Linked DNA regions of Homo sapiens: region 2 is linked to region 1. A link is a loop called in an ENCODE intact Hi-C map of the cell type or tissue named here. Cell type or tissue: heart left ventricle. All regions are shown on one strand. Each heading gives the region's core, and the rest is flanking DNA. Links, peaks and the distances in the headings are about the cores only.

Region 1 (16,109 bases), core at 4,465-12,464:
GGCTGGAGTGTAGTGACATGATCATAGCTAACTGTAGCCTCAAACTCCTGGGCTCAAGCAATCCTCTTGCCTCAGCCTTTGAGTAGCTGAAACTACAGGTGTGTGCCATCACATCTGGCTAATTTTTGGTTTTTATTTTTTAGATATGAGGTTTTGCTATGTTGCTCAGGGTGATCTCATACTCCTGGCCTTAATCAATCTTCCCACCTTGACCTCCTAAAATGCTGGGGTTACAGGCATAAGCCACTGTGCCCAGCCTCAACTGCATGCTTTCTGCAGGTGGCGGTGGTTCTCTTATCCAGCCCACCACCACTGGATTGCTCTGTAAGTTCCCCTCCATAAACTCTATGTCTTACTCGCTGGGTCCAACTCTCTTCTTCAGCCTCTTGCACCTGGTGCTGCCCCTAATGAAGTTAATAGGGGTCTGGCCCAAACCTTTTTGCTCCCAGGAAAGCCTTCCAAAGAGTGAGGGATCCTGAGGGATTTTAGAGGGACAGCCAACTTGATTCTGCCCAAGATGCATCTGCACATTTTTGATCTCAAGACAATCTCCCTGTCTGGCTAAAAGCAACTATTTTTAGGATGGTGCTGAAGAGTTTTGGGTGTGTCAGTCCAGTTGTTTTCTTAGAGGACCAACCAGCTCAGTGGAATGGATAAGCCAGCAGTATGGTGTAGTTTGCCCCAAAAGAACTGACTCTTTCTCAAAATTCTCTCACTCTCTAATGTTCTACACCAGTGGTTCTCAAAGTGTGGTTTCCTGGGAACTTGTAAGAAAGTCAAATTCTTGGAGTGTACTGAGACCTACCGAATCTGAAATTCTAACAAGCCATCCAGGTGATTCTGATGCTTAGCCAAAGTTTGAGAAGCACTGTTCCACCTGAAAGCCTAGTGCCTTCCTGAAAGACCACCTGAAAGGCCCAGTGCTTCTCAAACTTTCACATGTACACAAAGCACCTCAGATCTTGTTAATCTTCAAGATTCAATTCAGAAAGTCTAGGTGGGTCCTGGGACCTGATAGCTCTATCAAGCTCCAGGTGTTGTGCATGCTCCAGTCTCTTGACCTCGCTCTCAGGAGCAAGGTCCACAGCAGTGATTCGCATAAGAATTCACGTGAGACTTATCTGGGGAGACCTTCAAAAGTGATCTAGAATTGCATTCCAGCATTGCCATGTTCCAAAAAGTTCCCAGGTGATTCTAAGGGGAGTAAAAACTGCCGCCTACACGTTCAGCTTTATCTCATTCAGTTTACAAAGCTTTGATTCCTGCTTTTACAGCCACCCAGGAGTATATGCATTTTAAGTTGTTACCTGATCATTGTAAATGAATATCAATGAAGTAGCTATCTAGTGATGTAGGGGTGGAGAGAACGCAGGTGGTTAAGAAGGGTAGAAACTGTTCTGAGGTGGAAGGCTACAAAGGAGGGGCTCTGAGGATCAAAGGGAATTTTTTTGTTGTAGAAGGTATCAGGAAACATTTCAAAAGACTGAAAGGGGCAAAAACAATGACTGGAGTCTGGGATCGCAGGCTGGGTTATCTGTTTTTCAAGGAAACCACAGCTCTGTAAATTGTAGAGTACTGATGATAGTAATGCAAACTATTACTATTTTGTTCATAAAAATGTGAATTGTGTGATGTACTCAGTTAGTGTCCCACATTGACCAATGTACATCTGTCTCCAAATTCTGTCAGCATTCCTGAAAGTCTTTAGATGTGTGGGAATTTTCAATTTTCCTTTGAAACAGTTGTATCATTTTAACTGTTCCTTAATGAGTTAAACTAAATCTGTGATATGTTTATTTTATATTTATATGCAGGTCGTGGCTTTAGCACTAAAACAAAGCCCTTAACAAAGAGCATGAAGTTCATTGGGTAGTTGTAGCAGGCTGCATAATGATCCCCCAAAAAAGATGTCCACGGTCATAATCCCTAGAACCTCTGAATATGGTACTTTTTTTGGTAAGAGCTTTTTGGATGTGATTAAATTAAGGATCTTTAAATGGAAAGAATATTCTGGATATTTGGTGGTAGAGGGGAATGTAATCACAAGAGACCATGTAAGAAATAGGAGGACAATAGTCAGGAGATATGAGGACAAAAGCAGAGGGTAGAGTGATGAGCAGTGGGGCCACAAGCCAAGGGGTACAGGAGGCCTTGAGGAGCTTGAAAAAACAAGGACACATTCTCCCTGAGAGCCTCCCAGAGGAATGCTGCTCTTCTAACACCTTGTGTTTAGCTCATAAGAACCATCTTGGACTTCTGCCTCTCAGATGTTAAGGTGATAAACTTGTATGGTTCTAATTGGTTGCAGCAGAAATAGAAAACTATAAGAGTAATCAGAAAGCTGCTTTCCATGCCCCCTGAAGGTGGTGAGTTTGCATGGGCATGTTTGCCATTGTCTTTGACACGGAACGATGCCTCAAGCGTGCTCCTGCCTCTGGCTTTCAATGGCTGACAGAAGCTTTGACTTATCTGCTCTCTGACTTTCCCTCTGGCTTGGTGTTCCAGGTTCTAGACTGAACCAATAAATGCCAGCCCACCTCTGATGACCTTAAAGTTAATCACCTCTTTCCCCTCTCAGTCACGTTTACCAAAGTGACACTATAGTACTGAGGTTTAAACTCCCAGTTCTTGGAGGCTCTCTGAAACATTCCTCAGTCTTCTCTCACCCCTGTAAAACTATTATTCTTGTCATTTTAAAATAAGGAAATCAAAAGACCACAGTAGAAGTGACTCACCAAAGGTCAGCAAGTGAACCTCGCTCATCCTCCCAAGGAGTTCAGCAGCCTTGGACTCCTTATTTAATGAGTGACTCTCCACACAAACTTCAATCTTTGAAGGAATGCGCTGCAAAATGCTGCTTAGTCCCTGAACTTGACCTTCTCATTCTCATGTCCAAATCCAGATATTTCTCTTACTTTTCCAAACACTACTGGGGCTTTAGAATCCTTCACTTCTTCCTCACTTGTGAAAGCAGCTGCAGAAACACCTACATGTTTGTTTTAGTTTCTTAGGGCTACTATAACAAAACACCTAGATCAGGTAACTTATAAACAGGATACATTTATTACTCACAATTCTGGAAACTGGGAAGTCCAAGAATGAGGCAACAGCAGAGTCAGTGTCCGGTGATCTATCCCTCTTTCTACGTGTCCTCACTTGACAGAAGGGGAAAACAGGTTTCCTCAAGCCTCTTTTATAAGGTCACTAATCCCATTCACAAGTGTGGACCCTATGACCTAATCACCTCCTAAAAGTTGCACCTCTTAATACTACCACAGTGGGGATTAGGTTTCAACGTGAATTTTGGAAATACATAAACATTCAAAACATAGTATTGCTGTATCAAACACTGCAACAAGAGAACTGCAAAGAAATGCAACCCTTAACCCTTGGGCGTTCACAATTTAAAACATGGACAAGATAGGTCACTGAGCCTAAAATAAACATTCAATGGTGAATAGACAGGAAAGAATTTACCCATTTAGGTCATGGATAAGTGCACAAAGGGCAGGGAGCCAGGCTAAGTGAATAGCTGGGGTGGAGAAGGAGGGAGGAGGACCTCAAAGTCCCAAGTCCAGATAAGAAGAAGTAAGGAACTAATCTCCAGTGGTCAGTGCTGGGTACAGTTTTGTGGAGGGAGTGGCATTTCAGGGACATCAATGAACACCTTCTGAGGGGGCAGTAAGTAAGAGAAGCTCTATTCCAGACACCTCAAATTCAGTGGGTCCCCAGGAGGACAGCCTAGAGTAGAGAGGTGCTGGCCTGAAAAGCTTCAGAGCAGAGCAAGTCAGCAGATGCTATGTGCTGCTAATAGGAGCCCTACAGACAGCCCTCTCCAGGAGAAACACAATCAAGTTCCAGCTGTATCAGCTATTATGGCTGTTTTTCAGCCAATTGCACCTAGAGTGAGCTGGAAAACGTACCAATTAGCTATTTTGATTTGACAACACTCAGGAAAACAACCTGAGTGAGCTCCGTGTATCTCCAATCCCAACTTGTCGTTTTCCTCATCTAGATAAGTAGAGAGATGACAGGGCTGCAGGAAGCCTCATCATCCTCAGGCCTGTAAATCCACACATTCTTACCACGAAGACGCTAAGAGGACCATGCCAAGACCTGAACAATTCATCAGAAGAAATCCACAGGCTGTCCTCTTGCCCACCTTCAAAGAAACAGGGCTAGAAGGGGGACTATTTCTGCATATCTGAACACAGGAAAGCTAATGAAAATATTATTGAAACAAATCCTTTTTTAATAGCAGCATTAATCTGGAAGCTTCATTCTCTCTCTCTCTCTCTCTCTCTCTCTCTCTCTCACACACACACACACACACACACACACACACACCCTTGTTCCCTCCCTCTTACTTCACAGGAACCACAACTCATCTAGTGTCTTTTTCTAGGCATGGTGAACTGGAATGCAGCTTCGGGGTTGGTGTAGTTAGCCTCCCGAAAGCTCCCTTGTCAGAGATCTCTCTTTGCCCTATCTGCTTGCTTGCTCTCCCTCCCTCCCTCCCTTCCTTCTTGCCTTCCTTCTTTCCTTCCTTCCTCCCTGTCTCTTTCCTTATTTTCTTTCCTCCCCTCCCTTCCCTTCCTTCCCTTTCTTTCTTTTTTTGAGACAGGGTTTTGCTCTGTTGCCCAGACTGGAGTGCAGTGGTGTGATCATGGCTTACTGAAGTCTCGATTGACCTCCTGGCTCAAGTGATCCTCCTGCCTCAGCCTCCCAATTAGCTGGGATTGCAGGCATGTACCACCATGCTTGACTAATTTTTTACTTTTTTGTAGAGATGGGGTCTTCCTATGTTGCCTAGGCTGGTCTCAAACTCCTAGGTTCAAGTGATCCTCCTGCCTTGGCCTCCTAAAGTGCTGGGATTACAGGCATGAGCCACTGCTCCCAGCCCTGCTTTCTTTTAAATTACATTTTTTTCTTATCAAAGTAATACATGAATATAATTTAAAAAGTGAAATGATAATGGATAAGATGCATCAAATGCTTCCTATGTGCCAGACGCCGAACTAAATGTTTTACAAGGATAGTCTCAGTTAATTCTCAGCACACCCTATGAGTTGAGTACTATCTGCGTCATCCCCACTATATTGATGTTAAAACTGACTGAGGCACACAGAGCGCATCAGTAACTTTCTTAAGGTCACGAAGTTACTAAGTTAGTAAGTAGTGGCATTAGAATTTCAACTGTAGCAGTTTTTCTTGGGTGTAGCAGCACACACCTGTGGTTCTAGCTACTCGAGAGGCTGAGATGGAAGGATCATTTGAGCCCAGGAGTTCTAGGTTGTAGTACACTAAGATCACATCTGCGAATAGCCACTGCACTCTAGCCTGGAAAAAAAGTGCAAACAAGTTTCTACCAAAAAAAAAAAAAAAAAGACATGGTATTATGATATTCTCCTTCAAGAAAGTTTATAATAAAACTATGGATTCCAAGTGCACACACACATACACACACGCACACACCCTTCACTGTCCCACTCTTCAGAGGCAGCTACTTTCAATTTTCTGAGGTGTATCTTTGGTATGTACCACTCTAGTCCTAAACAATATTCATATACTAATATATCTTGGTTTATAATTTTGGCATAATCTATTTAGTTCTTCTTATGGTAAATGAGCATGTTAGCTCTCATATCCTTCACTATAATTATCACCACAACTTTTTGTTAAATTCATAATCAGTGTTTTTATTATTTTCGATGATGGCTCATTTCTAAGTTAAGCGATGTATACTGTCTACATTTCCCATCTATAAGCTTTTGTTTTTCCTGGACTTTTGTTACCTAATTTTGATTTGCTTAGGTTATTATTTTTTTAATCTATGGCATGTCTTCCTATCGCTATGTACAATGGCTTTCAGTAGAACTTTTTACATCTTCAAACTCATCAGATAACTGTGTTTTAATATCTTTTTCTGAGGACATTCCTCCCAAATCCCTCTGTTCTGCTCCACTTGGGGCTGATAGGTCCTTTTCTGTTTTGAGACAGGGTCTCACTCTGTTGCCCAGGCTTCAGTGTAGTGGAACGACCTTGGCTCACCGCAGCCTTGACCTCTGGGCTCAAGAGGTCCTCTGATTGTTCTTTATTCTTGTTGCACAGCTGTTGTTTGGGGACTTCCCTTTGCCATCATCCTGGGATTTCCCTTTACCTCCTTCCTGTGTGATCTCCGGTTTCCTAAAATCCCGGTCTTCCTCTCTGTTAGGTTATTCCCTGTTTTGGTCAGTACATCATCCAAGAGTTTCCTGACAAAAGAGATGCGAAGGTAATTTGTTTCTCCAGAAGTAGATTTTTCTTTCTTTTTTTTTTTTTTTTAATTGATCATTCTTGGGTGTTTCTCGCAGAGGGGGATTTGGCAGGGTCACAGGACAATAGTGGAGGGAAGGTCAGCAGATAAACAAGTGAACAAAGGTCTCTGGTTTTCCTAGGCAGAGGACCCTGCGGCCTTCCGCAGTGTTTGTGTCCCTGGGTACTTGAGATTAGGGAGTGGTGATGACTCTTAAGGAGCATGCTGCCTTCAAGCATCTGTTTAACAAAGCACATCTTGCACCGCCCTTAATCCATTCAACCCTGAGTGGATATAGCACATGTTTCAGAGAGCACAGGGTTGGGGATAAGGTCACAGATCAACAGGATCCCAAGGCAGAAGAATTTTTCTTAGTACAGAACAAAATGAAAAGTCTCCCATGTCTACCTCTTTCTACACAGACACGGCAACCATCCGATTTCTCAATCTTTTCCCCACCTTTCCCCCCTTTCTATTCCACAAAACCGCCATTGTCATCATGGCCCATTCTCAATGAGCTGTTGGGTACACCGCCCAGACGGGGTGGTGGCCAGGCAGAGGGGCTCCTCACTTCCCAGTAGGGGCGGCCGGGCAGAGGCGCCCCTCACCTCCTGGACGGGGCGGCTGGCCGGGTGGGGGGCTGACCCCCCCACCTCCCTCCCGGACGAGGTGGCTGCCGGGCGGAGACGCTCCTCACTTCTCAGACGGGGTGGCTGCTGGGCGGAGGGGCTCCTCACTTCTCAGACGGGGCGGCTGCCGGGCGGAGGGGCTCCTCACTTCTCAGACGGGGCGGCCGGGCAGAGACGCTCCTCACATCCTGGATGGGGCGGCAGGGCAGAGGTGCTCCCCACATCTCAGAAGATGGGCGGCCGGGCAGAGACGCTCCTCACTTCCCAGATGGGATGGCGGCCGGGAAGAGGCGCTCCTCACTTCCTAGATGGGATGGCGGCTGGGCAGAGACGCTCCTCACTTTCCAGACTGGGCAGCCAGGCAGAGGGGCTCCTCACATCCCAGACGATGGGCGGCCAGGCAGAGACGCTCCTCACTTCCCAGACGGGGTGGCGGCCGGGCAGAGGCTGCAATCTCGGCACTTTGGGAGGCCAAGGCAGGCGTCTGGGAGGTGGAGGTTGTAGCGAGCCGAGATCACGCCACTGCACTCCAGCCTTGGCACCATTGAGCACTGAGTGAATGAGACTCCGTCTGCAATCCCGGCACCTCGGGAGGCCGAGGCTGCGGATCACTCGCGGTTAGGAGCTGGAGACCAGCCCGGCCAACACAGCGAAACCCCGTCTCCACCAAAAAAATACGAAAACCAGTCAGACGTGGCGGCGCGCGCCTTCAATCGCAGGCATTCCGCAGGCTGAGGCAGGAGAATCAGGCAGGGAGGTTGCAGTGAGCCGAGATGGCAGCAGTACCGTCCAGCTTCAGCTGGGCATCAGAGGGAGACCTTGGAAAGAGAGGGAGAGGGAGACCGTGGGGAGAGAGAGAGGGAGAGGGAGAGGGAGAGGAGTAGATTTTTCTAACTGCAGGATGGGGGTGGAACTCAGGTGTTTAAGTAGTTTTTATATAGCTTTTAACCACACCCTATCCCATTTTTTTTCCAGTATCCCCCGCCCCCAGTCTCCTCCTATATTTTACAATACGTGATGTTACCAATTTTGATGCCTTTCTAGCATCCCACAGATGAGTTTATTTAATTCAGTTCTTCCTCTATAGATTCCTAGTTTTTTCTTGTACTGTTTAGCTAAGTCATTCAGCAATCTTCCGTTCACTTTTTGTCTCCATATCTTGTGTTTCAGGGTTTTATTTGGCTTCTAGTGTCATGAGAAAGAAAGTGATGCTGATTTTTGTAATTCTTGTTATTAAGGGAGCGAGTTTTGAGATGAAAGTGGGCTTTGCCATTGTTACTCTGCTGCTGGTAAACCCTATGCCCTTTGATCACCGGGTGTTCTACAGAGTTGATATCAGGCAAGGTTGATCCTAAAATGACAAATGTTCTTTACTCAATTTAAATGTCGTACAAAGCCAGCTCATTATTATCTCTCTGGTCAGTTGACATCCTGAAGGCCTAGGAGTTGGGATTGTCTTATCAAATCTCAACATGCAGGCCTGCTTTTGTCTAGCTGCAAGTCCACTTTGACCCTAGTGGGATGCTCTTTTTCCATCCTTGGATGGATGCAAATCAAACTTTCAAGTGCCTAACAATCACTTAGTGCACCTATTCAAGAAGAAACCAAGGAAGGAAGGAAGGATGGAAGAGGAAGAGGAAGAAGAAGGAGAAGGAGAGAAAGAGGAAGAGGAAGTAGAAGCAGCAGCAGCAGAAGAAGCAGAAATGGATGACAGAAGAGGAAGAAGAAGAGGAGGAGGAGAAAGAGGAGAAGGAGGAAGAGGAGGAGGAAGAGGAGAAGGAGAAAGAGGAAGAGGAGGAAGAAGAAGAGGAGGAGCAAGAGGAGGAGGAAGAGGAGGAAGAGGAAGAAGAAGAAGAAGAAGAAGAAGAGGAAGAAAAAGAAGAAGAAGAGAAGGAGAAAGAAAAAAGAAGAAGAAAAAGAAGAAATCAATTCCCAGGGCTTCTGAATCAGTAGAATTCAGGCATTTACATTTTTTAAAGTGCCTAAGCAAGTGGTCCTCAGACTTCACTTTGATCAACACTTCTGACAATTTTACTCACATGCAAATAATGGGGTGCTGCACTTTCTCTCTGCAACCCTGTCAGTCCTCCCTTTTGCTTTACTTCCTATGTGATAAAAAAAAAAAAAAAAAAAAAAAAAACTAAAGTTATTGCTTAATGATAACATGGTGGTTTACTTGTAAAATAGTCACTTGTCAGGTGTGGTAGCTTATGCCTGTAATCCCAGCACTTTGGGAGGCTGAGGCAGAAGGATGACTTGAGGTCAGGAGTTTGAGACCAGCCTGGCTAACATGGTGAAACCCCATCTCTACTAAAAATACAAAAATTAGCTTGGTGTGGTGGTACACGCCTGTAATCCCAGCTAATTGGGAGGCTGAGGCACGAGAATCACTTGAACTTCGGAGGCAGAGGCTGCAGCGAGCTGAGGCCATACCACTGCACTCCAGCCAGGGAGAGAGAGCAAGACTCTGTCTCAAAAAAAAAAAAAAAAAAAATCACTTGTCAGTCTTGTTCTATAACCATGTTACAATTTGTTCTTATATACAATTATTATTTTTAATCTGTGGCTTGACTCTATTGCCCAATATTTCCAATGAACACTTGAGAAGTTCTGGAAACAGTAATAAATAAACATTGATTGAGCACTTAACTATATGCCAGGCATTATTCTCAGTGCTTTAACATGACTCACTTAATTTCACAGCCCTACAAGGTAGGTACTATTATTATTCTGATTTTATAGGTAAGGAAATTGATGGTTAGAGGGTTAAACAACTTAGCCAGATCACACAGCTAGTAAGATGAAGAGCTGGAAGTGACTGAGTTATAAAGAGCTGCAGGACGTTTTGGCAATGATCAAGGAGTGGAGGAAGGCACCAGATCCAAGCAGAAATGCCTCATCAACTTCTGCAGGCAGTCGGCTTCCTGACCACCACACAGGTGTTCCCTGGCAAAACAGGTGGCCAGGACTGGGGGCAACGCAGGAAGTGCTAGTAGCAGTGGCTGATAGAAATGCTGAAACAATACACGTAGATCAAATCTGGGACAATTATGATGGTGTGAGACACCCATTACTGAATCTGCACTGAGTGCCTCTGAGCTCCCTTTCAGTGGGAGTGTAAGGATCCCAGCAGTTGAAGCTACCTAAACATAAGGCTATCAGTTTCAAAAGGGTGGTGGAAATGGCAACAAAAACAAAAGAAATGACAGGTCAGAGTCTAGTCATGGGACAGTAATAATGCTTCCAGCAAAGCCAATCTTTTGAGAAATAAAATAGCCTCTTTCCAAGCCTCTCTTTCCCCATTTGTAAAATGAAGATAATATAGTGTACCTAATTAACAGCTTGTAAGGATTAAATAAGCTGATATGTAAATAGTGTACCATAGTACCAGACACTAAATAAGTGTTCAAGGAATGTTAATTATTCTTAAATCTCTTTGCACATTCAAGTCTAATGTGCATAAGAGCCGAAAATATAAGTAACATTTTTGAATTTTATTTTTGTAATTTGGTCTTCACTTTAACCAACTACTGGACTTTTTCTCTCTAAAAATAAAAACATCTTAATTTATAATAAAACAAATAACCAAATCAGGCTCCTATAACCACTGCAGCCTGTAGGAATCTCTTTTGGCCTTCCAGTAGTATACTTCATCCACATTATTCACTGGAAACTTACTTAACAACGGGAGGCCACATACTTGCCCTTCTGAACAAATGCCTCTTCCCAAACACTGCCTCTCCCTTGCCCTCATCTTGATTTTGAGATCCTTAGGGACCTTAGATAATGTTTTTTTTTTTAATTTCTTCTGAATGTCTCCAGCACAAGTAGGTACCAAATATTGTTTTGTGATGAATAAGTAGTGTCACTCTGAGAATATTCTTGTTCAATAGAAAAAAGTAAGTGCAAGCACTAGTCATTTTATTAAGACCTCTCCTTTCTAGTAACCCAAGCTGGACCTCGGTCTCTGTCCTTCCCTGTGCACCAGAAGGTCCCTTGGGATCAGTTAGCACAAATTTAGCAGAGTCCTCTCATATCAGGCTGAATCCACAGGAGACTTTCTCTTCTGGCTGCCTTCCGCTAGTCCAGACCCCCACACTTGACCTCTGTTGCAGTGCAAAAGGCTCAGTACAGTTGATCCTCATGGTCTAGGTCATCTTTTCTCTAGGCTGGAGGGTCCCTGCCCAATCTGCTTCCAATGGCACAACTTACACCAATCCACGAGCTTGTCCTAAAAACCAGAAGTGGCTAAAATCTAAGCTTCTCACAAACTAACCCCAAACCACCTCTACCACCTCTCTCCCACTTCTCTCCTGCATGAACCCAATGCTTCCGCCAGAAGGGCTTGTTTATTGCATCCCCTTCTCATATGAACATGAGACACTTGCATCCTGGCCTTCCTGAAATGCTCTTAACAAGCACCTCTCCTCCTCCCTCTATGTTAAGACTCTGGACAAACCCCACTGCCTTTAATTCACAGTGATCTTTCCTCCTGTAATTTGCCAGTTACCATTCATATTTACGATATGCTACCTGACTTGGGCAGTTGTGTTTTTATCTGCAGATCTATTGTTTCCTCCTAACTATACTATTTGGGTGCTTGCTCTATGCCACTCGCTTTGTAAATGCTTTATATGGATTAATTCTCACAACAAACCTATGAAGAAGGTCTTGTCATTAGTCCCACATTAAGTTGGGAAGCTAGGACAGAGAAAGGTAAGTTGGTCGTTTGAGTGTAGTAAGTGGTGGAGCTGGTAGATATAATGCCCATATGTTCAACCACTTTGCTGTGCCCTGCACATGGTAGCCATGCAAGAAATATTTGTTCAACTGCTTCCACACTGTTGGTGGGAATGTAAATTACTTCAACCTTTGTGGAAAACAACATGATGATTCCTCAAAGACCTAAAACAGAATTACCATTTGACCCAGTGATCCCATTATTTGGTATATACCCAAAGGAATATAAATAATTTTATCATAAAGACACATGCACATGTATGTTCATTGCAGCACTATCCACAATGGCAAACACATGGAATCAACCTAAATGTCCATCAATGGCAGATTTGATAAAGAAAATATGGTACATATGCACCATGGAATACTCTGCAGCCATCAAAAATGAATGAGATCATGTCTTTTGTAGGAATATGGGTGGAGCTGGAGGCCATCATTCTTAGCAAACTAATGCGAGAACAGAAAACCAAATACCACATGTTCTCACTTATGAGCGGGAGCTAAATGATGAGAACACATGGGTACATAGAGGGGAACAACACACATTGGGACCTTTCAGAGGGCGGAGGGTAGGAGGAGGGAGGGGATTAGGAAAAATAACTGATGGGTACTAGGCTTAACACCTGGGTGATGAAATAATCTGTACAACAAACCCCCATGGCATTAGTTTACCTGTATAACAAACCTGCACATGTATCCCTGAACTAAAAATAAAAGTTAAATTAAAAAAGGAAACCTTTGTTTATCAATTGTTGATTTCCCCACCCCTCTTTTGACCCAGTCTTGCCTATACTACCTTCTCAAATAGAGCCCAGCTTGGGAAGATAATCAAACATCTTTATTATGTTGACCTCCTTGGGAGGAAAGAGTTCAATAAAAACAGTTGAAACTGTTTAATTTTGATTCTGTGTTTTATCACTATGGTTTGTGATTCTATTCTGATATTCTTTGTTGACAGAACCCTCAGATATACAGCCTATTGCAAAGTTATTATTTTTGATATCAGAAGGGTTTCTATTTGAAACATTGTCTATTTACATTCTTTAGCTTAAAATAGTCCGAAGTGTCATTATTATGTCTTCATGTTTCTAATACAATTTTATGATGTTATATCAATATTGACAAGTCCCCACGAAGTATTTTTGCCCTCTCTGGCTTTTGGGAAAGTGTATTATGATAATGACTGAGATCATATTTATAAATGATGCCAGTATATCTTTCCTCAATATGAGAAGGAAGATAGCGTGTGCATGGAATTAAGTGCTTGGCATTGCGCAAGAATAATCTGCCCACATTACAGCAATAGTTCTCACGCTTTCTCCTCACAACTTTCTCATTACAGTGTCATGGTTCAACCCACAACTTCTGATTTTATACTGGCCCCCAGAAGAAAACCATGCCCCTAGTCAAGGCCATTCCTGTGGGACTATAGGACCCAGAATATGTTATACTACACAAGCTCCTTCATTTTCTCCTCGCATTATTATTGAGATAAATCCTAGTTACAGTAAATAATATCAAGGACAATATGCAGGAGGAAATTCATAAAAACTCATTCTGACAGTGTGTAAAAGGGAAGGAGAGTGGTTTGCTGCCAGTCATGGTCATATCACAACTCTATTGCCTGCTGTGTGTTCATGAATTTATAGTAAAGCCAAGGAAAGTATAGAGGGTGGTTTATTTGCGTATTTTTGAAAGCAAACATACCAGAACTTGTACATTTATATCAATGTGTTCTTAAAAGCAGTCACATTATCAACTTGAGCACTAATCCCAAAATCTTATCATTGCTTATATATTTGTTACCTCTTTTTCAAAATTGCCATCAGGATAGTGTATAATAATGTATCAAGCACATTGGGGCATTTTGAGAAAAACAGTGGGTGTTATAATAAATTACATTGAGATAATCATAAAAAACCCAGACTGGGTGGCAAGGATGGGTGGACACTTTGCTCTACAGTCATGTAAGAAAATCAGTTTTCTTCCTTTTTTGACCAGAAATGTTGTGATTCAGTTGGTAGCTTCTTTTATGAGACTTGACTTGTAATTACCTTTGGTTATCTTCAAAATAAAACTTTTCTCAAAAGGTGATTTCTCTGCTCTGATGATAGTCAAAAGAATGTGCTTTTGGTTTTAATATAATTCCAGAAATATTTTCATCAAAAGCAGCATCTTTGTTATAACATCAGTTCCAAAGGGAAAGCATTCTGGCTGCACCTGGTCTATTGTACATGACTTATACACACACATACACACACACACACACACACATGTGACACATATCCTGGGCTTGAACACCTCCAGGCTTATTTTGAGCCAGCTGTCAGGGCCACCTCCTTGCCCTCCAGCCAACTCTCCTCCCTCTAGTGATGGTTCTAATTTCCCTTATCCCAGAGACAGCTCTTCTTTTGGCATGTAGCCTAGACATCATTGCTTCTAACTCCTCCCTGGACTTTTGCAGTACTTTCTCGCCTTTCTCTTAGTTATCACTATAGATCTTAAAGCTTTCAAACTATGAACTTGTGAGGGAGTACATACAAGGGCCAGGCCTTGCAGGCAGAGGCCAACTCCTCCATATGCAACCTGAACAAAGCTGGGCTCCCTTAGGGTCAGTCTCAGCAAGCGTTGTATCCAAAATAAAGACAAATCTGACTCCAAAAAGACCTCAAAGAGTAAAGGAGGAAAATAAAATTCTACTGTAGATGTATTGCCCAGAGAGCTCTCACATGAGAGCACCAATAGAAAGATGTATATATATGGATATCAACTGCAATATTGTTTTAGTAACTGTGACAGGCAAAATAATGGCTTCCCCAAAGAAGTTCATATTCTTATCCCCAGAACCTGTGAATGTGTTATGTTACATGACAAAGAGGAGATACAGCTGCTGGGGGAATGAAGCTTACCAAATCAGCTGACCTTAAAAGAGGAAGATCATCTGAGTCAGCCCAATGTAACCACAATTGTCCAACTTAAAAGTGAACAAGGAAAGCAAAAGGGGAGGGTCAGAGAAAAAGATCTGATGATGGAAGTAGAGTCAGGGAGCTGTCATGCTGTTGCCTTTGAAGATGGAGGAAGGGGAGCATAGGACGAGGAATGAGAACAATCTCTAGAAGTTGGAAAAGACAAAATAAAAAGGATTTTTTCCTAGCACCTCCAGAAAGAAATGTAGCCCTGCCAATACCTTGATTTTAGCCTAGTGAGACCTATATTGGACTTTGGAACTACAGAGCTGCAACATAATAAATGTGTGCTGTTTAAGCCACTAAGGTTGTGATAATTTGTTCTGGCAGTAATGGAAAACAAATATAGTATCTTAGCCCAATAGAGGAATAGATAATATGTGTAGTATTTATTGAAGACATGCAGTATAGCAATTAAGAACGAATAAGCTAAGACGGAAAGTAAAATAGAGGTTACCAGGGGCTAGAGAAATGGAGTAATAGGGAGTTACTTTTTAGTGGATACAGGGTTTCTGTTTAGGGGAAGTGAAAGTTCTCAAAGTAGATAGTGGTGATGATTACATAATGTGAATGCCTATAATGCCGCTGAAATGTACACTTAAAATGATTAAAATGATAAACTTTATGTATCTTACACCATAATAAAAATGAGAAAACAAATGTGCTAGAGCCCTATTTCTTGCTACGGATAAATATTAAAAGTATAAATTATAGAATGGTAATTGAGCTCCACGGTGTTGTTGACACTGCTGGCCCATGGACCATACTTGCAGTAAAGAGGCTTGACAAAGTGAGGGTTGGGTAAGTATGGGAAGGGCTCATAGGAGCCTAAAATTTCAATTTCATATATTTTCCCTGTATTCCTTCTCACGCACATCATCTGCCACTCAGTGACCTGAACAAATACCCATTGTGGCCTCTCAGTCTCTGATTTTCATCACTTCCTTGAAACTTACTTTCTATACTTGCAAATTAAATCTAAACATAGTGTTAGGCTCTGTATCAAAGGGAAGCAGATGTTATCAATAGAACATTTACCGTAATAAACTCAGGTTGTCAGGAGGTTAGATTTTATATTCTGATGATATTTATAATGCTGCATCTAAAAAGAAAAGAATTGAAAAGGTGAAAATTATTGCATTCAATAGCATATTTATTAGTATTTTTATAACAGTTAACTGCCATTCATGTAGAGGTGTTATTAAAATAATCTATTTGCCCCATCACTGTTCTTTGCACTAAAGCTCTAAGAGAAGAATTTCTTGTTTCCGATGGTCTTAGTACTAAGCCAAAGCCAGGCCCAGAGGAAATGACTTACCAAGTGATTCAGGAAACCCCAGTAAATGGTAACTCATTTCCTCATCTCAACCAGCTGAGCTGCTGTGACCTGAAGCTGTTGGCCATTTCTGTCCAAAGGATGAAATTTACAGGAGGACAGATTTCACCTCACCATAAGGAAAAGTTCTGAAACAATGGCTT
Region 2 (16,109 bases), core at 3,637-11,636, 96 kb after region 1:
ATGCTCCTAATGCCCCAAAGTCCCAGAAACACAAGGAGACCTGAGATGATAAAAGGCTCAAAGGTGCGAAAACCTTCCTTCCATGTCCTGGATAGCGTCATCGCTTTGGGTTTGGAAACTATTCTTGGGAATCTCGTTTGTGGTCAAGATTCAGAATGTTCACCAATTTCATGAATAGGCTGTGTTTTGGGCTGTACCTGTGGATGAGACCAAGAAGTAGAACTGAGATGCAATCCTTCTCTAAAAGGGAGTTACTCACATTTCTTGGGAAACAAGATAAATTGAGGTAAACAATCGGAAGGAGGAAGGTGTCATTACTGACATTTAAAATGCTTTTTTCACATGACTTACATTCTGTCTAATAAGCATCATTAACCTCAACTTGAGAATATTGAGAAGAAAAGCCACACAGAACAAGGTTCAAATCCCAGTTTCTCAACTGGGATGTTCTTCAAGACTCTCTGGCTCCAGAGCCCTTTCTTCTGCATCACAAAAGCCTCATATGAGTTGCTTGAATAGCAGCGATAAAGGGTTCAAGAGAGGGACCCGAACAATTACACCACTGATCCCTTAACTCTTGACCCACTCCCAACGTATGTTCTATGCAGGTCATGTTTCAAAGACTCCATTTCTCTCACTTCATGTCATCATCTTATTTGATAGGCTTTTGGGCTAAGCCTGGCATCTCAAGGTTTGAAAGGTTCAATGAAGACTTCACTGTTGACAGTAGCATGTTCTTCATTATAAGAACTGTGGTTTTGGCCCCCTGCTCTAATTTATATTACTCCTAGTTTAATTTCAAAATTAGGTTCATGTTACCATATCATTGTATTTGTGTTTGCTATAAGCTAACAAAGTCATTGTGAAATAAAGTATAAAGAAATATAATTACATGACACAATATATGCTTATTTTGGTACATGACAAAAATGGCCACGAATTTTCATGCCTCCATTATCCATGTCCTTTGCCATGTGACTTCTCAGCTCCTTCCAGTAAGAAGTGAATATCTTGATCACCTTTTGAATCTAGGCTAACTTTATGACTCACTTTGGCCAATGAAATATAGTAGAAATGATAATGTGCCAGTCCTGAGTCTAGGCTCAAGGTCTTACATGTCTTTCTTTCTTTTGGACCCTTGAAATCCCCATGTGAATAAGCTCAGATTGGCTTGGAGGTTGAGAGACCTGTGGGCCGTTGGTCCCACTGTCCCAGGAAACAGCCAGCCATATCCCAGAAGCCAAGATACCTAGTTGATCTGTCACTGACTTGTGATTCCTGAGGGAGCCCAGCTAAAACAAGAAGAACCACTATGCTGATTGCGGCCCCAATAAGCTGAATAAATGGCTGTTTTCTCAAATAACTAAGTAAGCAAGGGCTCCCTGATACAACTATACTCACGAAAGCTATTCATATATGCAATATTGTAATAAGTGACTCACTTACATAATCTCAGCCTTCAAGTTTAATACTATCTTCATTTTATATCTGACCCTTACAGAGGTTTATTGACTTATCTTTTCTCTTCTCCTATATAAAGTAAACCTATCTATTGTACTGTCACTATAGGAAATGTTAGTTAGCGCTCCTTAGCTGTGAACTTTATATTTTTATTGTTATACTTACATATAAACCCCTTCCTATTTGGCGTCCAACTAAGCAGACTAAAAAATGTAAAGCTTGAAAACCCTTGTTACAAATTCTTCTTCATATTTTTTTGCTTAAAAGGCAACCTTAGAACATTGAAAGGAAGAAACAAGCTCAAGTTACACTGAAGAGCCAACTTATCAGGGGAGGTTTGCCCATATCCTGACAGACTTTGATAAAGTGCTGAGGAAACCATGTGCCCTCTGAAAAATCCAGCCTGGCCCTGGTTGCCTTAACATCCCCAAAGGTTACTCTGTAGATCACTCCTCAGAAAGCCTTTGATAATACAAATTACTTGCTTGCAAATTTAAGGGATAGTGTGTCTTGAGAATGTCTTTGAAGGTACACAAATGAATGCTCTGTTTTCCTCACTACAAAACTCAGACAGTACCAAGTCACGGGCCAAATTCTGTTTGTTCTACTTGTCTTTGTCAACTAAGCATCCTTCCCCAGGGGACTGATATAAATCAGCCTTCCCAGTGTCAGTGTGTAACAACTTCCTGCGAGGGCGGGAAAAAGGAAGTGTCCTCTCATGTTGGCTCTGCAATTCATAACCTGTAAGACTCAAGATCTCCAGCAAAAAAGACAATTCAGGCAGTCCAGCGGTTGGCTGAAGGTTGTATTATTTCAGGATGTTAATAAGGTGAGACAGAAGAGAAAGCTGCTCAACAACCACATCTGTGTTCCAGAAGGAGAAAAGCAAAGTCATGAATTAAAATATGTAATTAAAAAATTTCTGCTTGGTATCCAAAGAAAATAAAATGCATTTAATTTTTCTCTCACCTTGACTTCAGTTTTTTTCTGCTTCTTGTTGCTCCCAAGTATTTTATACACTTTATCAACACCTTCTTTCCCCAAGGACTGTGTGTGCCTGTGTGTGTGTATGAGTTTAAGTGTACACATATAGAGGTAATGGGCTTTGGGGACAATAAAGGCAGGAATGGGTATAGCCAAAGAATGAGAGGAGAATGGGCCCATTAAAGTCAAGGAAAATGAAAAGCTGTTTGATAGTAAAATATATACACAAATGGATAACAAATTTAATTTGTGAGCCTTAAGAAAGACTCAAAATTATAATAGGCCACATTAAATTTGATTATTGGAAACTTTCAAAAGAACCCTTCTTATGTGCCCCAGTTGCTACAATGACATTTCCAATTCAATGTATTAAATGATCACTCTATAGGATTGGCCCTCGGCCGACTGACACCTGCTTCATCTCTGCTTTCTGGTGTTGAATATAAATTAATGTTCTTCATTTATTGTACCTTGTTTATTAAACTAACCTTCTGACATTTCACCAGTGCTCATTAGGGTTAAAGTCTGTCTCCTACTCAGAAAGGGTGACTTTGAGTTAGGTGAGGCTCAGGCTGGTTGGGCTCAGCTGTGGGGCTCCTTAACAATTGTGGGAGGAATTGTGGGAGGGAAGCAGGTGGGTCTGAAAGTCCTGGTGGGAAATGATGCTGAAATGTAGACAAAGGAGACACTGAAAATTACCCTTTTGGTCTGTGTTTTGCAAACTATTTGTATGGTCTCTTTTTAAAGGAAAAATTTGACATTTCAGGATTTTCAGTGTTTTATCATTTTACTTAATTACGAAAATGCTTATAGGTACTGAACACATGTACACACCTGTAGTACAACTCTAAATCCCAAAGAAATAAGCTATAAAAACTATAAATTCAAATTAGCAAAAGTAATTTAATAAGGATGGTTCTGTTTTACTGAAACAGAGTCATCTAGATTGATTTAATAAGACAAATGCATTTGCATGCTTTATGTCTCATTTTTTGGACTTGATTCTTTTGCTTTTGATAAGGCATTATTTAAGACATTATTGTTATTTTTCTTTAAAAAATTAACTCATTTTAAACCAATTAGGTTCATGGGCCACTTAAAACTGTGTTTCAAAATGCAATACTAGCAGGAAAAAACCCATTGAATTCCACTGAATAAGGAGTTTTCCACTGTCTTTTTGTAACTACCTGTACTGCCCCCTTATGAACTGCTCGATGTGCTGGAGTACAAAGATGGGTGCCCACTAACATGTTTGCTAGCCACAGGGTCTTGATGCTGACCACTGTGACTGAGTCTTTGAACAAGGCATGACTGGGCTGCCAATTGCTGAGGGTATTCAATTTCTTCACTATTCAGTTTCCTCATTTAAATTGTGAATGCTGCTTCTACTCATCATGCTATGATGCCGTTTGGTCTTCAGTAATGCTAAAGGGATAGGAACATAAATGCAAATTCAGACATAGAAACTGAGTAGCGGAGCTCAATTACAAGGTAATTGTTTCATGTCCAGAACTGCTTGTAGTAATGTACAAAATTACAAAGCCAAAACTATCACAGAAATTCTACACATTAGAGAACACATCCATGTTTGCACAACATCTTCCTAGTTTGTTGTTTTGCCTGGGACTATTGGACCTTGTTAATAGATTCGTCTAAGCACAGTTAATAAAATAACTTTTTGGCATTCAGAAATGTACTGTAGAGGGCTCTTATAATGGGATTATGGGACTGTGGAGAGATGACCCTTATAAAAGCATGTGATCATCATAGGTAAAAAGATTTTTTTTTTTTTTTTTTTTTTTTTGCTAAGGTGTGCTCCTAATTGAATTTTACTTTTCTGCTTTAGCTAACAAAGTTTTTTTAAAAAATGTAATGACTTTTGAAAATATATCATTACTTTTAACTTAACATATGTGCAAACCAACATTCACAGTTTCAAGTTTATGTGTTTCTGGTCAAGCCAGAGGCTGCTCCCTTGCAGCATTTTAATACCTCTGGTGGAAAAAAAAAAAAAAAAAATCATTTCTTGTTTGATACAGAAAAGAGAAAAGAACAAAATTAAATAAAAATGTTTTATGCCCCTTTAAAAAAGTTAACCTGAAAACCCAAAAGTTTATTTTGATTTCTGTTGGATAGAGACCATCACCCAAGGGATAGGTTTGCCGACAAAGGCACCAGAAATTTCTATTAAGTGCCTTATTTCATGCAGTGCTTCATTTAATTCCTGAAGACAGATTTCCAGTCTGCACAAGTACCAACACACATGTATTCATACTTTCCCCACAGCTTGCCGAAACTTAGGTGTCAAAGTCTCCCGCAATAGATTACTCTTCTATGAGGGAATATGCAGACTTGCTAGTCCATGGGCCATTGTTCCCTAGCACTAAGTTGAAATGATTCTGCCAACCGGGACCCCAGAGATATCAGAGATTTCATCATCTGGTGCCTAGCTGAGCTGCTCAAGGTCATTGACTAACTTAATGGCTCAGAAGATTATTGCAATCCTGAAGGAAACATTCCAGGACAAGTCATTCCTATTTATAGAAATAGCTTAAAAATGTTCCCAATAAACTCTTTACTCTGTCTACTTGACTTAAAATATAATTCTATTGCTCAAGTATTTACATATATATAAATTCGTGTGTTTGTATCTGGACAGGTAATGATGTGTACTTTAGGGACAAATCTTTGGTTTGCTTCTTAGAAATACATAGTCTTCATTCCACCAAACGCCCCCCAAAATTTATTTTTTTAAAAAATTGTGGCAGAGCCTGCCAGTTGTCCTCTACTATTCATTTTCACCTTTTCTGGTAATAGAATTTTCAGCAGACACAAGATTGTCCTAAATAAAGACCATGTTGCCACGTTACCCTGCCTCCCTTGTAGCTAAGTGTAGTCATGTGACTAAGTCCTGGTCAATGAGAAGTAAGCAAAAATGTTAGAGCAACTTCTGGGACCCTCATATGAGAGTTGGCTGACATATGCTCTTTGCCTTTTCAACATTTCACCCCTCCTGCTGCCTGGAAACAGATGCCACCTTGGACTATGATAATGAGGCCACACTATACAGGTAACAGCACGGTGAACTATTTTCTGAGGATTTCCAGGAGCAGATCCCCCTTACCCACCCAGTGCTGCTTTTTTCCACTCTTTTACACGAGAGAAACCCACTCATTTTTCTTGAGCTATTTTGTTTAAGATTGTTAATTTTGGATTTTTCTGTTCCTTGCATACAAACCTAAAATTACAGAACGCAATTTGGTATGAAGCAAATTGCTTAACTCCCCTCTTCCCCCACCCACCGCCCTCAATCTGTCACCCAGGCTGGAGTGCAGCAGCACAATCACAGCTCACTGCAGCCTCATCCTCTTGGGCTCAAGTGATCCTCCCACCTCAGCCTCCTAAGTACAGGCATGTACCACCACATCTGACTATTTTTTAAAAAAATTTTTATAGAGACAGGATCTCACTATGTTGCCATAGCACTGATATGGATGATTACACAAAGATATACTAACATATAAAAAGAGAGATTACATCTATGCACGAACAATAAAGAATTTATAGCACATGCATATTAAAGCTAGGTAGATCATTTAGATAGAGAACAGAGAAAGAAACTATGTTCCAAATCTGCATAAGATAGGGTGAGGGAAGGTCAAATGTTAAGAGCTGTTTGAACAGCTTGGTGGACTAAAATGAGATAATCCAGACCCATAGTCTCTTGGGAATAAGCTTAGAGGTTGAAAGGAAAGAGCAGACGGAGGGGGCTTTGAGAAAGTATGTGGATCAGGCTGACAGCAGCCCAGCTCACTTTCCACGGAGCTGACTCAGCCTGCCCTGCTCCACCCTAACCTCTGACCTCCTGTGCAGTCACACATGGAGGAAAGCCCTGGGCAACTGTACTTCTTGTTCCTTTAATGCCCCTACTGCAAAAATAACCTCCAGCTGCTCCAGTAGTGCTAGAGGCCGTGGGGAAGAACCCGACCCCACTCTCAGAGCCCTTAGAGGGAAAGGCAGCCCACTCAAGCAAGCATCTGATGCCTGAAGATTCCTCTTCCTTCTCTGAGTGTGGCAGCTGCAGCAAGAAAGGAGGAGACCAACATGAGACTTGGTAAACACATAAGAATGGCAGCAGAGGAGGTAGCCATTCCTGGGGGCCCAGGCTCCCCTCGGGAGGTTGTGAAATTGATATGGGCATCGAGCTAAAAAAGTCCCTGGAAAGCCCCCACCTATGGGGAGCTTGGGATGAAGCTGGAGCAGGCTTCTATCTCTCCCAGAGTCAACACCAGGAAGGGACAGCTGGTGTGACCTGGGCATGATAAGGAGAAACAAAGCTGAAACTAAAGAAGCAGGAACTGGAGCCTAGAAATGTCAAATAAGTGTAGAGAAGCCACAGGGTCCCACTGGAGACTGGGGTGGGATGCAGGAACGGCTAAGCGATTTGTCCAGATAATCCAGATGAAATACAGGTGTTTACAATTCTGAGCCATTTCAAGGTAAAAGAAGTTTATAGAAGTTGATTCAAGTCTCTGCCTCATGATTTTCTTAATGGGGCTTGGCTATATTCCTCTCTGCAGGAGTGACACACATGTGTGCTCCAGCACATCTTTTTAATATGGGAGACTCCTCAAGTTTTGGTTCTCTAGACTCTCACGCTAAGGACATAAATCCTGACAACTCTTTACATTTCCCCACCTGATAGTCCCCTACTCACTAATTTGTACACTGCTTCTGTGGAAGTGACCAGGGCGTTTCTGCCTGGTAGGCAGAGGAGTACTCAAAAAACAGAGGGCGATGCAAGGCCACCCAGCAAGGTGTTGGCAGAGTGCCTGACTCGGGGTGCCTGTGTCAGCCTGATAAGCCCTCCAAAGCACCACGCTGTCACTGGAGGGTAGGGCCAGGGTTGTTGAGGTCAGGGATGATGCTGATGAAAATACTGTTAACCGGACTCAGCCGGTTTTTACATGAATTCATCTGAGTATCTAGAGACTTTACTGTCTTTTCTCTCTCTCCTCTCTCCTCCTCTCTTTGGTCAGCTTGTAGCTTTGAGGTACCAGGCCACCTGACCACATTCTTTTAGATTCTCTCCAACAAAGATATTGAAGAGATCGCTCATCCAATGCTATACAATATCAGATCATTTATCTGTCCACTCCTCACCCCAAACTAAACTCTCAAGTTTTCTGAAATTAAAAAAAAATACATTTACCAAACACATGCATCATAGGTATCATGAGCACAATGAGATTAAGAAGATGCAATGGCTATCTTCAAGGAGCTCATATTCTATTTGGAGAGAACACACATACATGCACGTCCACACATGCACAAATTGTTCAAAGACAACAACCAAAGAGACGCAATCAAGGCTTCATGTGTCCTTTTTCCAAATGAATGGACAGGGATAGCTGTATTGTTTAAACGAGGGAGAGAACTTCAGCCTGTGGTGCAGAGGAGGAAAGACAGCAGTAAACAAAGAGGACTATGATAGGCTAGTGTTACAGGTCAAATTGTATCCCCCCAAATTCATGTTGACAGCCCAACCCCCTGTACCTCAGAATGTGACCTTATTGGGAGATAGGGTCTTTACAGAGATAATCAAGTTAAAAATGAGTTCATTAGGATGGGCCTAATCCAATATGACTGGTTAGTTATAAAAATGGGAAATTTGGAAAGAGACACATATAGAAAGAAGATGGCCTTCTGCAAGCCAAGGAGAAAGGCCTTGGATGGATCCTTCCCTCACAGCCCTCCATAGAAACCAAACTTGCTGATACCTTCATTTCAGACTTCTAGCTTCCAGATCTGTGAGATTATACTTTCTGCCATTCAAGTCAACCAGTCTGATATATCACAGCAGCCTGAGGAAGCTAACATGTCTTGACACCAGGGTTAGCTCTGAGTAAGCAGAGCAGGATGGGAAAAGGCTTAACGTTGGAGAAACAGGACCAACAAAATAAGCCCTTCCAAATGCCAAGTATATTCTGAGAAAACCAGTTTACCTGAAGCCGAGCGTTTATGTGGGAGAGCGGTAGAGCATAACGTGTCTGTAAGGAGTCCTCATGTCTGTGCGAGCTGGGCTGTGTTCTAGGCTGAGGAGTTTGCGATGTGTTCTAAGGGCAGAGGGGAACTGTGGTGGCACTCAGAAGCATGTCATAAGACACAGGGTGTGTGAAGACGATGGCTAGCAAGAGGATTGAGAGACAAGCACGGAGAAAGGATGCTCAGTCACAAAAGTAGTTCTCAAGCTTGGTTGCCAACTAGAGTCACCTGAGGTAACAGGCTGACACCAGCCCCCAGGGTTATCCAGGACTTAATCCTGGGAACCTGTGAATGTTTGTTTCTGTGGCCAGAGACTTTGCTGATGTTGTTTAGGATCTTGAGAGGAGGAGAGTACCCCAGGTTATCCAGGTGGGCCCTAAATGTAATAACAAATATCCCTCTAGAGGGAGGCAGAAGGAGATGTGACTTTACACCAGAGGAAGAAGGCTGAGTGACAAGGGAAGTAGGGGGAGAAAACGCAACGAGATGGGGCTATGAACAAGCATGGGGAAAGAAAGGAAATGCATTCTCCACTAGAGCGTCCGGAGGACAACACCTTAATTTTACCCCAGTGAAACCCATTTTGGACTTCTGGCCTACAGAACTACAACTGTAGGAAAATAAATTTGTGTTCTTTTAAACCAGTGAGTTGGTCGTAATCTGCTACAACAGCCATAGAAAGCTAACACACCTGGGGAGACTTACAAACATCTGTGGCCTCGACCCCATCTTGGAGGGGCTGAATCTGTTTTGAGAGTGAAGCCCAGGCTGTAATGTCTCCCAGGTTTGTGGCAAGCTCAAGGACCTTAGGAGGCTGCAGTCCAAGTGTGAGGCCACAGGAGCCCGACCAGTGGGAGCAGCCAGAGAGAGAAAGAAAGGAATGCAAAAGGTATCATGAACAACACACTGGGACCAGGAACTACTCGGTTACTTCATTTAGGGAAAAAAAGCAAGAGTCAAAAATGAAATGGACTCAGACCCCATATCTGGAGAGCACCAGACCCTTCATACCGGGGAGGAAGGGCAGGTAAGCTGGGGTGGAGGTGGGCCTGATTTTAATTGTCTGTCTGGGGTTGTCCAGCAGGCAATTGTAGAAATATGAGATGACAGCTGGAGAGAGAGAAAGCAGGCCTGAAGGTAACATTGGGGCATCATCAGCAGAGATGGAAGTTGAAGCCTGACCATGAGTGAGATTTCCAAGGGAGTTTTAAAATGAGAAAATGAGAGTGAGGAAGAACAGAACCAGGCTTCCCATACCACTGTGGAGAATGAGATGAGTAAGCAGACAGAAGCAATAATCAGAGATTCAGAGAAGTACAAGAGAAAAGCTCGGTGCATGTGTGGGGAGGGAGACGACAAAGCCACATGCTACAGAGAAGGTCAAGAGAAGGATGACTAAGAAATGATGGCAGATTAGAGGCCATCGGTGACCTTTGAGAAAGCAGTTTCCCTGTTGTAAAGAGGTGGGGACAGATATCAGATGACTGGTCTATGGGAGAGAGTGGGTGGGGAGAATGTGGAAGCAACAATAGAGGCTAACTTTTGGGGCCCTGGGAATGAAAGCAAACTGAGGAATGAAGTGACAGCCTAGCCAGGTAGACACAGAGCTTAGCGGCATGGGCTTTGCACTCAGACAGACCCGAGCCACCCCCAGCTCCTCCACTGTACTACCTCGAACAAACTCTTTAACCTTGCATAGACTCAGTTACCTTGTTTATAAGACAGGCACAATAATTAGTGCCTACACCAAAGAGTTGTGAGAGTTAGATGAAATACCATAGGTAAATTGCCTATTTTTACTGCCTGCAACATAGTAAGTTCCCCAAACTGATATAGAAATGAATAGATAGATAGAGGCAGAGATGTACAAGAGCTCTGGAATCTCAGGTTCCTATAAAATGGATTGCCAGGTAAAATACAGTATTCAGTCAAATTTTAACTTCAAAATAGAAATAATTTTTAGGATAAGCGTGTTCTAAATATTTCATGGACCAAACATACTAAAAAATTCTCTGTTGCTTGTATTCATTTTCTATTGCTGCTCTAGTAAATTATCACAAACTTAGTGGCTTTAAACCAACACAAAGTTATTGCCTTACAGTTCTGTAGTTCAGAAGTCTAATACGCATTTCACTGCGCTAAAATCAAGGTGTCAACAGGGCAGGCCCCCATTCCTTTCTGGAGGTGCTAGCAGACAATGTGTATTCTTGCCTTTTCCCACTTCTGGGGCCACCCACACTCTTTGGTTCATGGCCTGTTCCTCATCATCAAAGCCAGCAATGTTACATCTCTCTGATCCTTCTTCCTTAGTCAGATCTCTCTCTGATTGCAGTTGGCAAAAGTTGTCCACTTTTAAGACCTTATTTGATTAGATTTGGCCCACCTGGATAATCCAGGCTATTCTCCCCATTTCAAGGTTCATATCTTTAATCACATCTGAAAGTCCCTTTTGCCAAGTAACATAATATAGTCATAGGTTCCAAGGATTCGAACATAAATATCTTTTGTGGAATATTATTCTGCCTACAATATTGTTTATCTGAAATTCAAATTTAGCTAGGTAACCTGTTGTCTCTTTGCTAAATCTGGTAACCCTACCTATAAAACTTTGATTAACTGGAAGGAAAAATACTAATTTTCCCTTTCCATAGAGCCTCAACTATATCTTTTATTAATTCTTATTTCCATTCTATGATTCCTCCATATGCATCCCCCTTTATGCTGTATTATGTGTATTTCTGTTTCAAATTTTATTTTTTTTTAAATAAAATTTGCGCCTTGAACACCCAGGCTCATGTGATCCCCCCACGTCAGCCTCTCAAGCAGCTGGCACTACAGGCATGCACCTCTGTGCCTCGTTAATTTTTTCTATTTTTTGTAGAGACGAGGTTTAGCTATGTTGCCCAGGCTGGTCTCAAATTCCCGGCCTCAAGCAATCCTCCCACCTTAATCTCCCAAAGCACTGGGATTACAAGCATGAGTCACCACACCTGGCCTAACATTGCACATTTTATGGAGGTCTGTAGCTGTTTGTAAAATGCATATGTGTGTGTAAAGAGAAATTCTGTATCTTGACTTTCATTAAGTCTAAATGAGATTTGGACTTATATAATCAGAAGTAGGAAGGGAAAACAGAAACCACTCTAGGTATTTCAGGCAGGAAAAGAACTTAATACAAGGAAGTGGATGCATACAAAACTTCTGTAAGGGCTATGAAAGGTCAAGGGTGAAAGTTCAAGGAAGGAAGTTCAGGGAAAGCCACAAACTTTCAAATTTGCTGCTAGCTTTCAGAGACAGAAGGTTTCAGGGACTACAGGAAACTGCTGGTGATGGTATCATCTGTTTCTAACACTGACGTTGATGATTCACAGGGAGATGTCGGGGAGCCAATACAAAATCTGGTATTTGCTGAAACCCACACATTTGCTCTCTTCTGCAGAGTAGCATTATGTGGCTTCTACCTCTCTTGTACCTTCTTAATCTCATGTCAGTATATGATCTGGAACTCTGTTGGCAAAGATGCTGGAAAATGTGGTTTCCAGGCATCCAGCCCCCAATAATAAAAGGGAAGAGGGTAACAGAGAAGCTGTCAGATACAGCTAAAGAAAGAACTCCAAAGGCTGGAAGGGATAAAACTTTTGCCAAAGGAAGAGGTAAAAAACATTACCTGTGCATAGATTCCTGATTATTGTAAAATACCTCCCACTCTAAGTCTTCTGTACTGTATGCAACTTCTCTTTTAAGGCGATACTTTGGGCTTGACATAGTGGCTTATGCCTGAATTCCCAGCACTTTGGAGGGCTGAGGCAGGAGGATCTCTTGGAGTCCAGGAGTTCAAGATGAGCCTGGGAAATCTGGTGAAACCCCGTCTCTATAAAAAAATACAAAACTTAACAGGGCATGGTGGTGAGTGCCTGTAGTCCTAGCTACTTGGAATGCTGAGGCGGGAGGATTGCTTGAGCCCAGGAAGTTGAGGCTGCAGTGAGCTGAGATTCCACCACTGTACTCCAGCCTGGATGACAGAGTGAGATCCTGTCTCAAAAATAAATTTTTAAAAATAATACTTTGTTAATTTGTTGTGGCTGCCTCATTGTTTTCTGGGCTTAGCCTAGCCGTCAGATTTCATTGACTACATACTCTTGACCATCAGAATTTTGTTTTTCACATTTAAGGTGCCATCATGTAAAGAGAGAAATCTTGATAAATATGTTTGTCTCTAGGGTTAATTACCAAACTGTAAGAATATGATCGTTTTGTTATCTATTGTTGTGAAACAAACCACACTCCAAAACTTAGTGGCTTAAAACAATAATTTACTCCTTCTCATAATCAGTGGCATAGGAATTCAGGCAGGGTTCAGCTGGCTCTTCTGTTCCAGTGAGGATGGCTGGGTCACTCGCTCAGCTATAGTCAGGTGGTGGCTAGCTGAGCTACAAGATCTAAGGAGGATTCCCACACCTGTGTGGTGCCTTGGTGCTCCTCCACATGGCTTCTGTCCATCCATGTGGCTAACTTAGGCTCGGCACAATACAATCTCAGACAGTCAGGCTCCTTACACCGTGTTTATACACACACACATTATACACATGTACTACGGACAATCTGTTAAATGGTAGTCAAGCCTAATGTCTTTTATTTTTTAACGAACATAAATAGAAAGAGAAGATCTTATATTGCTTTTATTACACTCTACTGTGGCAATCACTGATCTACTTTTCCATTTCAGTCTCATCATCCCTTTCTTAGTTTTCTTGTTAACTCCCTACCCTGATCCCTTCTACCTCCCACGAGGTGACACGGGGAGCTTACTCCATCTTTGTATCCTCTTCCTGTCACCTGGATTTTTCAAATATGTAATAGAACTTGGCTTTGTTCCACACTTCACAGTAGGTATCTAGGAAATAAATACATCATGTACTTAGACCTGAGCATTGTGAGAGCTTACAGCTTGTAGTTGGGTAAAGTGGATTTGTTCTTCTTTTATTTTGTTTTTGTTTGTTTGTTTTGAGACAGGGTCTCACTCTGTCACCCAGGCTGGAGTACAGGGGCGCAATCAAGGCTCACTGTAGCCTTGTTACACTCGACATCCCAGGTCCTCCTACTGCCTCAGCCTCCTAAATAGCTGGGACCACAGGTGTGCACCACCATGCCAGCTAACTTTTTAATTTTTTGTCTAGAGAGGGTCTTGCTATGTTGCCCAGACTGGTCTCAAACTCCTGGGCTCAAGCAGTCTGCCCACCTTGGCCTCCCAGAGTGCTGAGAGTACAGGCAAGAGCCACTGCATCTAGCCTGTTCTTTTCTAAATGCTGCCAGCTACACATTTAGATCCCTGACACTTGTATAGATGTATACAGATACTCACACATCCTCATTCCTCTAAAAAATTCATTTGGGAATTAAACACTGTTAAGAATCATTTGTGTTCTCACATCGAGTGGAAGTTTGAGGATAACTTAAACTTTTAGGAGGCAGGCATGTGCCTTTTCATCTTTGTGTCTCCACATCTTTGTGTTCTCCCACAGGGACTGGCAAATAGTAGGTGCTTAATAAGCATTTGTTTTACTGAAGGCTGGCCATTTCCATTTAACTAATCCAGCACATATTGCCCTTTTTTTTTTTTTTTTTTAGTTTGCAAGCTGAAATGTATGATTTGTTTTGCAAATACTTATTAAGAAATTCAGAGACACACAGTAGATGCTTTTTTTTTTTTGAGACAAAGTCTCACTGTGATGCCCAGGCTGGAGTACAATGGTGTGATCTCGGCTCACTTCTACCTCCACCTCCCAGGTTCAAGCGATTCTCCTGCCTCAGCCTCCCGAGCAGCTGGGATTACAAGCGCCTGCCACCACACCCAGTTGATTTTTGTATTTTTAGTAGAGACAAGGTTTTACCGTATTGGCCAGGCTGGTCTCAAACTCCTGACCTCAAGTGATCTGCCCGCCTCAGCCTCCCAAAGTGCTGGGATTACAGGCATGAGCCACCACACCTGGCCCAGTAGATGCTTTTTATAATATACAAATAAAAGTCAAATCATCACAGAAAATATCGGATAGAAAATGAGGCAGAAAAAAATACTGACCATTGCACTTATAAGTGCTGTATCCTTTTAGTTATAAATACAAATTAATTTTCTTCAAGTCTAAAAAATCGTGCATGGGCGTGTGGAAACAGAAGGGAAGGACTTGAGGCACAAGCCAGGATGGAGGGATTCTAAGTAATGCATTGTGATCCCCTACGCATGTGTTGGCCAGGATGCTCTCCAAACAGGCCTCAGTAGAAAAGAAGAAGGAGCCCAGCTTCCTTTCTAATCAGACCTGAAGCTCATGTGTGCAAGCCCCAAGGTCCAGGCTGCCTGCAGGCTCCTGATAGCTTAGGCAGAAGCAAGGGAGAAGCTGATAGTGGGGCAGAAGACCTGGGAACCGCTAGGCAGCCTAGGGCCTCCCTTCTGGGCAATTCTTGTGCCAGATGTAATGCACACCTCAGGGGCCTGAGCGAGGGCCAGGGAGGGCCTCTCCCTTTTTCCATCATGTCTAATTGAACCCAGTTTCTGCCTGGCACCTCTCAGCTTCAAACGGGGGACTGAACAGTTTGTCGACGTGACAGTCCTGTGGCACTTTCTCAGCAGTATTTTGAAAGAAGCACTGGAGGCAGCGCCTCATGCTGAGAAGCATGAAACAGGCGCAGGGGTGTGTGTGGGTGTGGGTTTGGAAGGGAACCTGGGCTCTGACTGGATGCCATTTGTTTCTTTTATTTCAGGCTGCTGTTCTTGTTGTTTTTACGAAGACATTTTTCTCTCGCAAATGCAAAAGCTCGAGCTGTGTGGGCCATCAATTTCTGCCCCTTCATACAGACAAATCAGGGCTGCATGGTGGCTCGGCCTTCCTCTGCTGGGAAGCAGCCCTGGCTCACCTCACAGGGTGCCCATGGGCCGGCCAGCAGGGAAGGGAGTCCTGTAGGTGGCAGCTTCTGGGGGTGCTGCCAGAAGGCACTGGGTGCTTACCCTTATTGATATTGCAGAGAAAAAAAATCAGAATATTGCTAAGTAGTTTCAAGCCTGTCTAGCAGTCACAGAAGAGAATTCCTGTTAGATTTTCTGAGCTGAAGTCTGTATTCCCTAAGCCAGGCCCTCTTTCCAAGCCTCAGCCCCTCCACTGCGAAATGAAAAGGCACATGCCCTGGTTGCTCCCACTTTCTATCATCCCATGACCTCCTCTGGACTGGGAATGGTGGAGGTCGTTAGAAGCCTGGAAAATCCAAAAGAATGGAAACCCCCAGTATATTCTTTTCGACTTAGAGGAGAATGTGTGCATCTACATACTGAAGCCACACCATCAAGAACTGACCCAGAAGCTTCCCCCATGTCTCCATCCTGCCCCCCTGAAATCCTGAAAATGTCTCTGCTCACCTGTCTAGAAGAATACACATGACTGTTTCTGCATTGGCTGTGCTCCCATCCCATCCCCGACTTCTCTTTCTCATTTGTCTATCTAGTTAGCCCTGTCTCTGATTGGGAGAGTGATGCTTGGTTTAAAAGACATCTCTGCAGGAAAACTCAAGAGGAAACAGAGAGGCTAATACATCAAGCATGTTTTAAAATAACCAAGGTGATACATATAATA

The links. Peaks named below come from ENCODE experiments on the same cell type or tissue, not always from the same donor. Only the 100,000 strongest peaks of a DNase experiment are listed, where the experiment ranks them.
Region 2: it touches region 1 in a loop (2.0-fold over the local background); 2 of 110 quality-filtered maps call a loop at or near these places.

The regions. Positions count from the first base shown.
Region 1 is chr5:68,316,797-68,332,905 of GRCh38, forward strand. No RefSeq gene overlaps it. Among named protein-coding and RNA genes, the nearest start is that of PIK3R1, 110 kb to the left of the region's middle. In heart left ventricle, for the core only: no CTCF peak of the experiment used is centred there; no DNase peak of the experiment used is centred there.
Region 2 is chr5:68,413,526-68,429,634 of GRCh38, forward strand. LOC105379013 (a long non-coding RNA gene) reads right to left here. Exons shown (of 5, transcript XR_007058804.1): 5 at 12,787-16,109. Among named protein-coding and RNA genes, the nearest start is that of PIK3R1, 210 kb to the left of the region's middle. In heart left ventricle, for the core only: no CTCF peak of the experiment used is centred there; a DNase peak (open chromatin) is centred at 7,286.